Regions from separate parts of the Homo sapiens genome. Here region 2 is linked to region 1. A link is an interaction called in ENCODE POLR2A ChIA-PET data of the cell type or tissue named here. Cell type or tissue: PC-9. All regions are shown on one strand. Links, peaks and the distances in the headings refer to the core of each region. The heading gives the core; the rest is flanking DNA.

Evidence for each region. ChIA-PET counts read pairs that join two places held together with the same protein. Peaks named below come from ENCODE experiments on the same cell type or tissue, not always from the same donor. Only the 100,000 strongest peaks of a DNase experiment are listed, where the experiment ranks them.
Region 2: POLR2A ChIA-PET joins it to region 1 with 6 read pairs; 2 of 35 experiments call an interaction of 5 or more read pairs at or near these places.

The regions. Positions count from the first base shown.
Region 1 is chr15:76,194,731-76,200,975 of GRCh38, forward strand. All of the region lies in intron 9 of TMEM266 (transmembrane protein 266), which reads left to right. Among named protein-coding and RNA genes, the nearest start is that of ETFA, 110 kb to the right of the region's middle. RefSeq lists enhancers at 1,348-1,909, 1,910-2,469, 2,470-3,029, 4,229-4,873, 4,874-5,517. In PC-9, for the core only: no CTCF peak of the experiment used is centred there; DNase peaks (open chromatin) are centred at 1,991 and 3,201; H3K27ac peaks cover 2,058 bases.
Region 2 is chr15:76,926,229-76,932,473 of GRCh38, forward strand. It overlaps RCN2 (reticulocalbin 2), which reads left to right and starts at 5,521. Exons shown (of 7, transcript NM_002902.3): 1 at 5,521-5,757; 2 at 6,133-6,238. The coding sequence starts at 5,614. RefSeq lists a silencer at 5,214-5,963. In PC-9, for the core only: no CTCF peak of the experiment used is centred there; a DNase peak (open chromatin) is centred at 5,433; H3K4me3 peaks cover 1,317 bases.

The DNA.
Region 1 (6,245 bases), core at 676-5,675:
ATCTGCACATGGCGTCCTCTCTATGCACATGTCTGGGTCTAGATTTCCCTTTTTTATAAGGGCCCCAGTCATATAAGGACCTCATCTTAACTAATGACATCTGCAACCGCTTTCTTTCCAAGTAAGACCACATTCTGAGGTACTAGGGGTTACGGCTTCAACATGTGAATGAAGAGGGGGTACCCATTCAACCCTTAAGAGGGGGCAGGCACATAAGACCCCTGACGATCTTGCCCCGGGCTGCTTCCCCAGCCTTATCTCCTTCCACCCCAGCTTGCCTTTCATTCTAGAGGAATGGAACAACCTTTAGTTCTGTAAATGTTCTGTACGGTTTCTGAGTCTCTGCATGCTGTTCATGGGATGGCCCAACCTGCCTACCAGACTTCTCTTCATGCTTAGAACCCATCTTAGAGTAAGCTCCCAGATCTCCACACCGTTCCCTGGCAACCTTACACCGACTCCCAGGTCCGGATCCTGCCCCACTGCCAGGAGCGTTTATGTGTGTCTCCCCTCTAAACTTACTTCAGGGCCTGCCTCAGTCAGGTCTCCATAGAGTTTGTTGCATTGAATGTAATCTTCAAGCCGGTAACTGATCAAAGAACAAAATAAGGCTGTCTGACATCACTTGTTCTGGTGTGGAGCCCTGCGTCTTCTCTGGGAGCTGAGGCCAGTCAGCAGTAGTCCACCCCAGAAACCCCACTCTTGGCTTTCAGCCTCTAGGCTTGTGCTTGTGGAATCCACCTTCTTATTCTTTTTGAAAGTTCTTCTGGAAGGTGGGAGCAATTTTTGCCCACTTCGCCTGGCTTCCTAAGGATGAAAGGAGCAGATTTACCATCTCAGCCCATTTCAGGATCTTCCTCTGTGACAGCCTCCTGGCTCTGCCCACAGCCCATCTTGAGGCTGCACCTCAACTCACCTGGGGCTTGGGCCTGCCCCGTGTTGTTCTTTCTGCAGGTCTAAGCACTCCCGGTACAGCTGCTCTCCGCAGCACCTCCTCTGTCTCTCTCATCAGGGTCATTGGCTTTAGAGCTAACAGCACAGCCCTTGTTGTCCCTCAGCCAATGACCTATAAGACCCTGAACGCCAGATGCCACATTTGAGCACACAGGGGAGCCAAGATCTGGGCTTGGAGGTTCCACAAAGAAACCAAGCCTTTAAAATACTCCTGCACATTCTAGGAGTGCTCTGAAGCTTTCAGTCCTGCCTGGCCCTCCTGCTCCTCCTCTCTCTGCAGCCCCCATAGTGGGCAACTTCCAGGAGGAGGAGGAGGGAGGCAGGGGCAGAAGGGAGAAAGCAGGTCAGAGTTGAAGGCCACTTGGGGGAAACTGATAGGCTATGTGTCACCAGCAGGATGTCACGGGGTCTGCAGTGTCCCTGCTAACCCTCCTGGAAACTAAGGTAGGGGATATCTGGATAGGGCAGGCCCAGGCCTCCCATAGAGGTGCCAGACACACACCCTGGGAGCAGGTGCAGATGCTTCTCCGTCCAGCCCTGGGATCCCCCTGCCCACTCTTCCCTGCTTCTTCTGGGGTGTCTCCTGGGTACCTCCCGGCTCTGTGGATACTGCCTGCCCCAGCCTAGGCACATTGTTTCACAGCCAGCCCCAGAGCATCAACAGCAAAGCCAGTGCCTCCAAGGCAAAGGGCAGAACACAGGGCTGGCGAGGAACACACATGATTCACAGCCTCGCATGGTCCAGGGACACAGGGCATCCCCCAGCTGATCTCTCCTTGACCAGGAACTGTGTCCAGGGAGGGATTTTCATGACATTAGAAATTATGGCTGGACAAGCTGAGAGCACTGTAGGCTACTCTGGAGATGAAGTAAGGGCAGTGCTTGTTGCTAACTAACTGTGACCTTCAGGCCAGCGAGGCTCTGAGGCCCACCTCATGCACAGGACACAGACAATCCAGGGATTAACCTACAGACATGAGCTGTGAGTCACAGAGCCTCGGGAGGGCCGTGTGTTTTGCAGGGTGGGGGAGGGCAGCCCAGGAGGGCGGGGTGCCAGCCCCAGCCGTGAGGAGGAAGCAGCTCCACAATCTCAACAGTTGCCAGCAGGTCACAGTCAGACAACGCCAAGCAGCTTCTGTTTAGACTTGCTGTAGCACAAATCATTTTTAAAACCTAGGCTGCAGAGTTCCAGGCTTTGGGGCCTGCCAAGTTCACAGTGCCCCTGTGTAGTCATTAATACTTCTCTCCCAAATTTATTAGTCTTGAAGCTCGCCCATAACTTATGAATTACAGCCCCTGGTGGGAGTGCCACGGATTTCACCATATATCACAGGGAACCTTCGCGTCCCCCACGCTGCTGCAGCATCCAGAGACACTGCCGCAGGGGTGCATGCGGCCAGCCTGCTCTGTGCCAGCCTCTGCCAGGCAGCCCCAGGGGAGGGAGCTGAGCTGGCACCAGTGCTTGTCCTTGGAGAGGAGCGGGCCTGGCTGATCATGAAGGCAAGGCTTTCCACTGGCCTCTAAATGTGTGGGCCTGACCGGGACACTGGGGACCCCAGGAACCCCAGGGCTGTAGGACTAGATCTGAAAGAGCCTCAGGCAAAGTAGCATTTGAAGCAACCGGAGGGACATGGGTTTAGAACTGAGGTCTGGGTTTGAATTTCAACTTGACTTTGAACAAGTTACTTCTGTGATCAGGGCTGGCTTCATGGATGCATGACCTGTGTGGTCACACAGGGCCCTAACTTTGGTTCACTGCTCTGCTGTTACCCTCTTGAAATTCTTAATACTTTTAAAACAAGGGACCTAGAAATTATGTAGCTGGTCCTGTCTCAGTCTTAGTGTTTTCAAAATGAAACAGGTGTAGAAGTTCTTCACTGAGAAGGATTGAGCATTTAGTCATATGCACAGCTCTCATCCCTTGTATACAGTAGGCGCTCAGTGAATATTAGTGCCCTCCCTTGGTGAGGGCTGCCAAGCCATGGAAGAGCAAGTTGGAGTTTAGGAGCAGGAGCCCAAACCAGGAATCAGAGCCTTGCCCTGGGCTTTGGGGCCTGGGTCTGCACAGGGCATGTGGTTGGCGCCCCATGCCCCTCTGCCACACCACAGTCCATGCAGCCTGGCCAGTCCCCACCACCTCCAGGAAGCCTGGCCCAGCTGACTCACCACCCTTTCTCTCCACCTCTGCCTCCTTGCTGGGCAGGTCGGGGGCTCCACCCAAGGGGTAAAACCCACATAATGAGCATTGGCACCGCTGCACTTGACGGGCTTTTAGGAGGATTAGTCAGGTTGGGTTTGCAAAGTGCTCACACCCTGGGAAGAAAGGCGCCAGGCAGCAGAGAGCAGCTGCCACAGAAAGCACTGAGACTTTGGAGCCAGGGGTTCAGGGAGGCAAGGGATGGCCCTGGGCTAAACATTCATGATCTCAGGGACTCTTTCCAGTTCACCAGCAGAGTAGGCATTTGCTATCCCCATTTTATGGATGAAGAAGCTGAAGCTCAGAGTGGCTAAGGGATCTACCTAAGGCCACACAGCATGTGCCCTGCAGAGCCGGGTTGGCCCTGGGTCTGTTTTGTTCTGAAGCCTGTGTTTGTGCCCATTCTTTCCTGCCCCTCCACGGACTGCACAGCACAGTCCCTTGGGGGTTCTTCCTGTGTGTCTCTAGGACTCCTCAGGGCTGAATCAAAGCAAACTCCCGGGGGCAGGGGCTTATTCTTAGATGGAAGGTGGGCAGCCCTGTGTGAGGCCAACAGTGTGGCCCATTCCCAGCCATAAACATCTGTGTCTGCCTCCCTTGCCACCCCTTCGCTCCCAGATCCCCCAGTCTCTCTGTAGGAGGAACCAGGGTGGGCAGTGAGACTTCCTACTGAGTGTGTGGTGACTCCATGGCTCCCTGGAGTAGGGGTGGAGGCTGGGAAGTCCCACAGGCCTCTGATCCAACCATAGTCTTCTGTCCAGTCCAGCCTAATGGTACTTGGCATATGCCAAACTCCATGCCAAGCACCAGGGAGACAGTAAAATGTGGCTTCTGCCCTCCAAGGCCCTTGGTCCCCCTCTGTGGGTGAAGACAGAACCGCAGCCCAAGTGTTCAGTTCTGGAAGAAGAGGATCCACCAGCCTGCATGACACAAGACAACAGGCAGGCCCGGCCTCAGCACCATTAGAGAAGTCCAGGCCAGCCTGGCTCTCAGACTCACGCCTTAAAGCTCACTCCAAGGCCCTGTGTGGGTCCAGGTCTGGAGCAGAGGGAGTAGGGACAGGGAGAGCAAGTGCAGACTGAAAAGACCCCTCATGGCCACCTAGGGACCTCGGCTCTGTGTCAGGCACATCCCGGGAGCAAGTAATCTAATTCATTGAACCCACAGGCAGGGCAGGAGTCCAAAGGGTAAACCATGAAGTCCAATCTAGGACTGGTCACAGGGCCAGGGGTCCCTCAACTGGTCACAGACTTGGTGGAAGTCAAAGTTGTTGGTAAGAGAGAGGCACTAAAAAGTGCCAGGGAACCAGTCACCAAGATGGAGGCGGATGGAGAAACCGAGTTCTATTTTGGACATGTTGAGTCAGAGGTAGCTGGAGGCCAGCCAGGAGTTGTCCGGGGACGGTCGGCCAGACCAGTCCGAAGCTCAGGAGGGATGTCTGGGCTGAAGGACTCAACTATGTAGGCAACACAGAGAAAGGAGAACGATCTAATACCTTGATAGACTGAGCCAGGACTCAGGATGTCTCCAGCAGGCTGACCCTCTGGGCTGAGCCCAGCAAGCTGATGTTTGCCCAGGGTGATGAGCCCTCCTTGGGGGTTACAATGAGTACAGGGTGGGGAAGGCCTGGTCTGGCCTCAGCTCCTGCAGAGAAGACCTGGGTGTCCGTGCTGGCCACAAGCTCCACATGAGTTGGCAGAGGAGGGCAGTTTCTGAACACGCTCGGAGGATGTGAGGGTGCATTAGGGCAGTGTGATCACATCGGATCTCGGGGCACTTGGCACAGTCTATTCAATAATCACGGCCTTTTAGCACAGGGGCAGGGAGATCAGTGTGTGAAGTGCGGACCCCTAGGTCTGGAGCTTTGAGAGTAAACACTAGTCCCTCCCTCCCATTCTGGTCACAGCTGGAGCCCATAGTGAAACGTTCAGGGTGGAAAGGCTGGGAAACCAGGGAGGGGTAGAGAATGCACAGGGGCTTTCCAAGGAAAGGAGACTTCCCAGGAGGGATGTGAGGGGCTTTTTAGGTGGTGGAAGGGCTGTCATGTAGACCGTGAGTAGAAATGGGCTTGTCCTTGGTACCTGTGTGGAGGGCAGGACCAGGACCTGTAAGCCTCACACATAGTAGGCCTTCCTGATTAAATGCTAATGGGCCGTTTGACCAGGAGTTGACGTCCCTGGAAGGCCCCGACTGTGCTCCCCGCAGACAGGGACTCCTGGGCTCAATACATGGCAGAGGGTGGGCTCACTGTGACTCCACTGAGCACAGATGAATGAGAAGCTGCCCAGGAGCTGATGACCAGAGCTGCTCCACTTCCTTAGAGGTGTGCAGGCTGTGGTGGAGACAGCCCTCTCAGGCCGGTATCCAGGGGACTCCTGTACTGGGGACTGGCCAAGATGCCTCCAGTCCCTTCGCACTCCGCTGTGACTCTGTCACCTCTTGGAACTTCAGAACCATCTGCCTGGCCCCATCACAATCTGAAAGAGCCTCGCCAGCGCCATCGGGGTACAGATGAAGAAACTGAGGCCCAGAGAGGGGATGGGACCTGCTTGAGCCCCCATGGCAGGCCAGTGGCAGCACAAGGACAACTCAGCATCTGGGATTTTCTCATTTACCCTGGCCTCCTCCTGCAAGTGGCTCTTGGGTTAAGGTTTCGCTGCTCTGTGGATACTTTAGCTGAGCTCATTGTCCTACTCACATCACATGGCCCTCTGGAGTCCCTGCGGGTGTGGTCTCAGGATAAAACCAAGATTGACCAGATCCCCCAACCTGGCCCACAGGGCCTGGGGGTCCTGAGCCTCCAGCTTGCAGGGATCAGTTACCCCTGGCTTCCCAGGGCAGCAGCCAGGCTAGACAGCATTGGCAGTACACACAGCGTATGGATGCCCAGCTGCAAGAAGAGTGTAGCTGGCTGATGAGGAGCAGGGCCTGGAGCCAGCCCGGGGCCCTCCCTCAACCCCAGCGTTAGTGCAAAACACACCTCTGACTGCAGGCATTTAAAGATCAAAAGAGGCCAGAAAAGCTTTTAAGAGCCAGGCCCTTCTGTGCTGCCTCCAGCCTCCCAGGGTCAGGGCAGACTGGCTTCTGCAGCTCA
Region 2 (6,245 bases), core at 783-5,782, 730 kb after region 1:
CAATTGACACAAACAGAAAACTATAAACAACAACTTCAGAATATAGATCTTTTTTTCCCCATTGCACATGGGTGGGAACTCTTTCAAAGAAGGCGCAGGTAGCAGAAGTCTGAGGTCTGACCTCTCTAGTAGAATAAATAACAGATACAATAAATGCGTGTTTCCATGCCCCCTGTACATTTGCATTCTAATTCCACTATTAAGTGAGGGCCAGGTGGGAGTTTGTTTAGCCGGAGGATGCGGGATACCTCTCACTTTGGGTGTAACGGGTAGACTCAGAGTAGAGACCAGGAGTTATATTTTGGAGGGGACTCAAAGGTCTAGCTTGCCATATGCAATTCCAAAATAGATTGCACGTTCCCAGAGTTCAGATGGATCCAGGGGAAGAAGTATTTGTGGTAAGAGCTACAGAAACTCCACCAAAGAGGTAAAAGATAAGGAAAAGCATACCAGACAACAATTAATTGATACAGAGAAACTCCTGAGATGAAATGTGCGTATTTGCTGAGCATTTTTAAGGCATTCCCAGGCCTTTTAGGTCATTCTGGACTGTTTCTCTGCTTTTCTGAGCTATTTCAATGACAGTAGTAGCTTCCTTTGTATCCTATTTTTGCAAAAGGTGTATCTGCCTGCTATGGTTTGAATGTTTTTGGCCCCTCCAAAATTCACATTGAAACAGAATTCCTAATGTAACAGTATTAAGAGGTGTGGCCTTTAGGAAGTGATTGATTCAGAACCTTCATGAAAAGGATCAGATGCCCTTATAAAATAACTTGACAGAGAGAGTTAGCCGTTTTTGCCCTTCCATCCCTTCTGCCACGTGAGGACATAGTGTTCTTCCCCTCCGGAGGGTGCAGCAACAAGGTGCCATCTTGGAAGCAGAAAGCAGCCTTCGCCAGACACGAATCCTGCCCACACCTTGATTTTGGACTTTCTAGCTTCCAGAGCAGTGAGAAATAAATTTTTGTTCTTTATAAATTATAAATACAGATTTATAAATCTTTATAAATTATAAATATTTATAAATTTATAAATTTATAATATATTTATAATATATAAATATATACAATATTTAATACTTTAAATAAAATATTTAATTTAAATATTAATATTAAATATTTAATTTAAATAAATATATAATTTAAATAATTTAAATATAATATTTAAAGATAAATAATATATAATTAATATATAATAAATTTATAAAATATAAATTATAAATAAATTTATAAATACAGACTTATAAATCTTTATAAATTATAAATACAGATTTATAAATTATCCTGTCTCAGGTATTTTGTTCTAGAAGCACAAATGGATTAGGATACTGCCTTTAGAAGTGTATATACTGTGCACAGAAAACCTCTGGAAAGTTATGCCCCAATGTTAATAGCAGTTATTTATGAGAATGGGATTTGAGATCTTTTTTTCTTTTTTCTTATTTGCATACACTGATTTTCCTAAAATAAACAAGTAAGCAAAAATAAACAAGTAAGCATGCATAACTTGTGTAACTCCTTTGTTTCTACACTGTCGCCCAGGCTGGAGTGCAGTGGCACGATCTCGGCTCACTGCCTCCTCTGCCTCCCAGGCTCAAGCCATCCTCCCACCCCAGCCTCCTGAGTAGCTAGGACTACAGGCACATGCCACTACACCCAACTAATATGCTTTTCCGTATTTTGTTTTTATAGATCTGGGGTTTTGCCATGTTTCCAAGGCTGATCTTGAACTCCTAGGCTCAAGCTATCTGCCTGCCTCAGCCTCCCAAAGTGCTGGGATTACAGGCATGAGCCACTGTGCCTGGCCAATTTTTAGTTTTATTTTTTAAACAGAAATTAACCTCAAAATCCCATAGACTTGAGTTTCATCCCGAATCAAAAAACCAAAGCCCAAATCAATCACAGTCCCCTGAACACCAACCACCTCGTGATGGAGCTGCAATCAGAGCAACTGCATTTTCTCTTCCTCAGTGAGATCTGTGAATACCTAAGACTTGAATGCATGGTGTGACTATAAAGCCACGCCTGAGTTTTCTTAAACACTCGAGAACTTATAAATTCAAGAAGTGCTGTCTTTCAAAGTCACTCTGCTTGTTTCAGCTTTGAATTTCCTCCATGAAATTGTCTTCAGAGCTGGTTTAGTAACGCCAAAGAAAATAAATTTCATTATAATTCAGAAGAAACACTTGCTTAAGTCACAGTCTTATTCCTCTTTTCATGCCCTCTTTCTTAGTGTTCTTTATTTTTATTGCTAATGTGTTTGACTAAGACCTCAAGGTCCTATTGTTGAAAACCTGGGGAAAAGAGTGTGGGAAGAGGTTCTGAGGCATAATAAAGCCTGGGGCTTGGGGAGGAGTACAGGGAGGGGGCTGGACAGTTTGAATGTGAGGCCCAAAAGTAAGGTGACCATATCATTTATCACCCCATTCTGGTATACTTTTGAGTGTGAAAGAGTCATGATTAATAATCATGTCAGGTCAACCAGGATGTATGATCACCCTATGTGAATAGGGAGAAAGTCAGGAAGGCACTCTAATATTTGTCCACTTGGGCTACCTTTAGGGCAAGAGATGCACCAGTATAACTGACCAAGGGCCATAAATGTGAATTGCCGGAAGTGGAGGATGGCTTCTATTTGAGGATGGAGCTATCATTACATTTGATCATTGGGACAGATCCATCTTTAATTTAGGGAAATCTTATTCAGTGAAAAAGTTACATTGAATTTCTTGAAAGTACTTCTAATAGGTTAAAAGATTTTGTGACTACTTACACATTCAGATACTCCTTGGAAATGAAAAGATTTTTAAGGCATTATAATACACCCACCCACCTACACATGTTCTTGTCACCTTCTAAGACTCCACCATAACCCTGGAATTCTCACATTTCCTTCTCCCCTCAAAAGACTGACAAAAGATTAAACAGCCAACAAAATCCCCCTAATTGCATGGTCATTCAGTCTAAGTTGTTCTCCCATTCACTGCCTTATAGTCTGTTCTTTTGTCTTGTGTTTTCCATCTGTGCAAAGCTGCAGTCTCATTGAGTTTGTTGGCTTTCCCACTTAAGTTGTTTATTGTACCAAATCTCATTCATTCTGGTGGAAATCAGCCTGTAACACAAGGGTCCATGCCATATATGTTAAATATTGCTTTGTTTTTTAAGCCACTGCTTATTGTAACACACATCTTACCAAATTCAAAAAGCAAGAAATCTACAAATCTTTCTTTCAATAGTTTCAAAGTTAACTTTATTACCCATAATACATACTTCTAAAAGAATGCCAGAATAGCTGAATTCATACATTTCACAAAAATTTATTGAGTTCCTCTTTTTTGTAGGTGCACTAGGAGAAATCACACAGTTCCCTACCTCAAGGCTCTCACAGCAAACAAATCTAAAAAAATGATTGAACTGTATACTTAACATTTGTGTACTTTAGGTAAATTATACCTCAATAAAAATATAAATAAAACCAATTTTGCTATATGCTATGGGCTTTTATAGGTCAAGAAAATTGATCTTTGGATTCTCATAACACATTTTTTTAAACAGGCTACTTATTTTAGATATTTATTTTTCCCCGAGTAGAATGGATTAATTACAAGTAATGACATTGGATCAGTCTTGCCTCTTTTAAGCATAGGCCTTTACTGTAATCTGCTTCCAAACAATCCCAATAAAATCGTTGATTTTAAGAGTCAAAAAGTTGCTCAGAGCCTTCTTCAGGGACTCTTAACTTTTTCTGCCACATGGATCCTTTGAAACTCTGATAAAAGCAAAGCTATAGACTTCCTCCCTGGAAATATACACATGCACCAAGATTTTGGGATAAACACACCACTGAAAACCATGCAGGGACCACTTAGGAACCCAAAGATCTCAAATTAAGATCCACTGAGATAACACAATCCTTTTCCTCCAGATGAAAGCAATAGACCCAGGGAGCGAAAACAGCCTGTTTAGGGGCTGAAGACAGAACCCAGCCTTCTGATACTGCTTACTCCACTGTCTCTTTAGATATCATTAAGTTCCCTTGGCCCCCAAAACTCCCATCTGTGGATCCCCTGAGTTTAGAAGAACTTCCACAGTACCTTGTAGCCTACCTTTTATAACTGGAGTCACGCCGGAAGCTGGTCAAAGTTTACCTTTTACTTATTGGAGAACAACAGGTACAAAGCAGAGTTTCTTATATTAAATTGGGACATTTTTCTCTTTTTTTCCTCAAAACCGAGAATGGAAGTGAAAATTAAAATCCAGCAATAAAGGGTTTTCTTTTTAGTTTAATGAAATCAACTCTAAAATTTGCTTTTATTTATATTCTGAAATTTAAAACTTTGTTCTTCGTTGATCTTTATAACATTGGAAAGATTGAACTTACACTTTGCTCTGTGAATCTTTCAATGGTTTGTGACCAAACCATAAATTTCAACCCGACCCAGGAAATTTCTGCGACTTGTGCCCACCCAGTTTTGCAGTTTGGAACAGAATTCTTGCTCCCAATCCAAATAGAGACTGAGAGAAATGAAAGAGGACCCAGAAAGCCTTTTCTTCTCTGTGAAAGGCCTGATCCTAAGTGGCGCAATCAATAAAGAAAAGGGTTCAAGGTGCAGCCTACAAATTTCTTAGAGTTTAATGTGTTCAGGTTGAGGTGGAGAAATTACATAAACCTGTGAATAGACATGGAATAGAAGCCATGTGTATATGCATTCTGTCCCTAAAGGTTTTGCTAGGTACTTACTAAGCTATTCCTTCTGTGCAATCATCTTTCGTTTTTCTACTTGTATGGATGAAAGCCTACCTTCACTGAACACTTCACCTTATGTGCCAGCTATTGTTCTAAACCCATTACATTATTTAATCTTCACGACAATTCTTTAAGGTAGTCTTATTACTATGCTCATTTTATAGATGAGCAAACAAGTTTTCAGGGGTCAAGAAATTTGAGCAAGTTCACATTAACTTGTAAATCACGAAATTGAGCATCAGATACAAGCATCTGGCTGCACTTCCTGAGTTTGTACGTCCTACTCTCATAAAATAGATACATTGAAGACTGAGAAAGAATACTGTTGGCCGATTCCTCAGGCAATAATTTTTTCGATATTGTATTGTTGTCTCAGAAACCTCCAGCCTCTCTCATTGATGGACGGTAGGAGGGGCACATGGAGTGGACCAGGAGTGGGCAGGAGTGGGGTGGGGGCGTGCTTTTAGAAGCGTTTCGGGGGAACGACAAGGCGCGGGTCGTAGAGGTCTACCCTCTCTGCAGTCCCAGCATGGCTCCTGGAGCTCTCTGGGCGGCCGCTGACCCCGACATCGCGGCGGCCCGCCCCCAGCGCCGCGCTGCCCAATCAGCGGCGCGGCCTGGTGCCCCGCCACTCCGCGCCGGCCATATAGGCCTCCTCCTGGCGCGCCTCCGCACCGCATTGGTGGACCGGCCCCCAGCCCGTCCATGGGCGTTGTGGCCGCCACCGCAGGTTCCGCCTCCCGTTCCCTCCGCCCTCAACGTACGTCGCACCGCCTCTCTGTAGCCGCCCGCGGAGCATCGCAGCCGGCCCGGGCCCCCGCCAGCCTCCCTCCTCGCGTCCCTCGGTGTCCTCCGCGGGCCGGCGCGATGCGGCTGGGCCCGAGGACCGCGGCGTTGGGGCTGCTGCTGCTGTGCGCCGCCGCGGCCGGCGCCGGCAAGGCCGAGGAGCTGCACTACCCGCTGGGCGAGCGCCGCAGCGACTACGACCGCGAGGCGCTGCTGGGCGTCCAGGTGAGGCGGCCAGGCCGGTGCTGGGAGGGCCGGGCCTCGCACCGCGGCTGCCGCGGGCTTTGTCCCGGGACAAAGGGGGGCGGCCGGGCGAGGCCTGGCAGGGGCGGCCTGACAATGGGGGCCGGGCGGCGCGGCACTCGCTCTCTGGGGGTCCTGGGGCCTGGAAAGCCTGAGGAGATAGCACGGCCCAAGAGCTGGATCCCTTCTACCCCTCAGATCATGGAGGGTGTGTAGGGGGTAGGGGCCTTGAAGTGCAGGTGCGGGTCACCCCGAAACCCTTTGGCAAGGGGGTCTTCTAGTAGCCCTGTTTTTCTCCACCATTTTGCCCCACTGATAGTAATGCTTGGCCCTCCTGTGTGTCGCTTCCCCCTAAAGGAAGATGTGGATGAATATGTTAAACTCGGCCACGAAGAGCAGCAAAAAAGACTGCAGGCGATCATAAAGAAAATCGACTTGGACTCAGATGGCTTTCTCACTGAAAGTAAGGA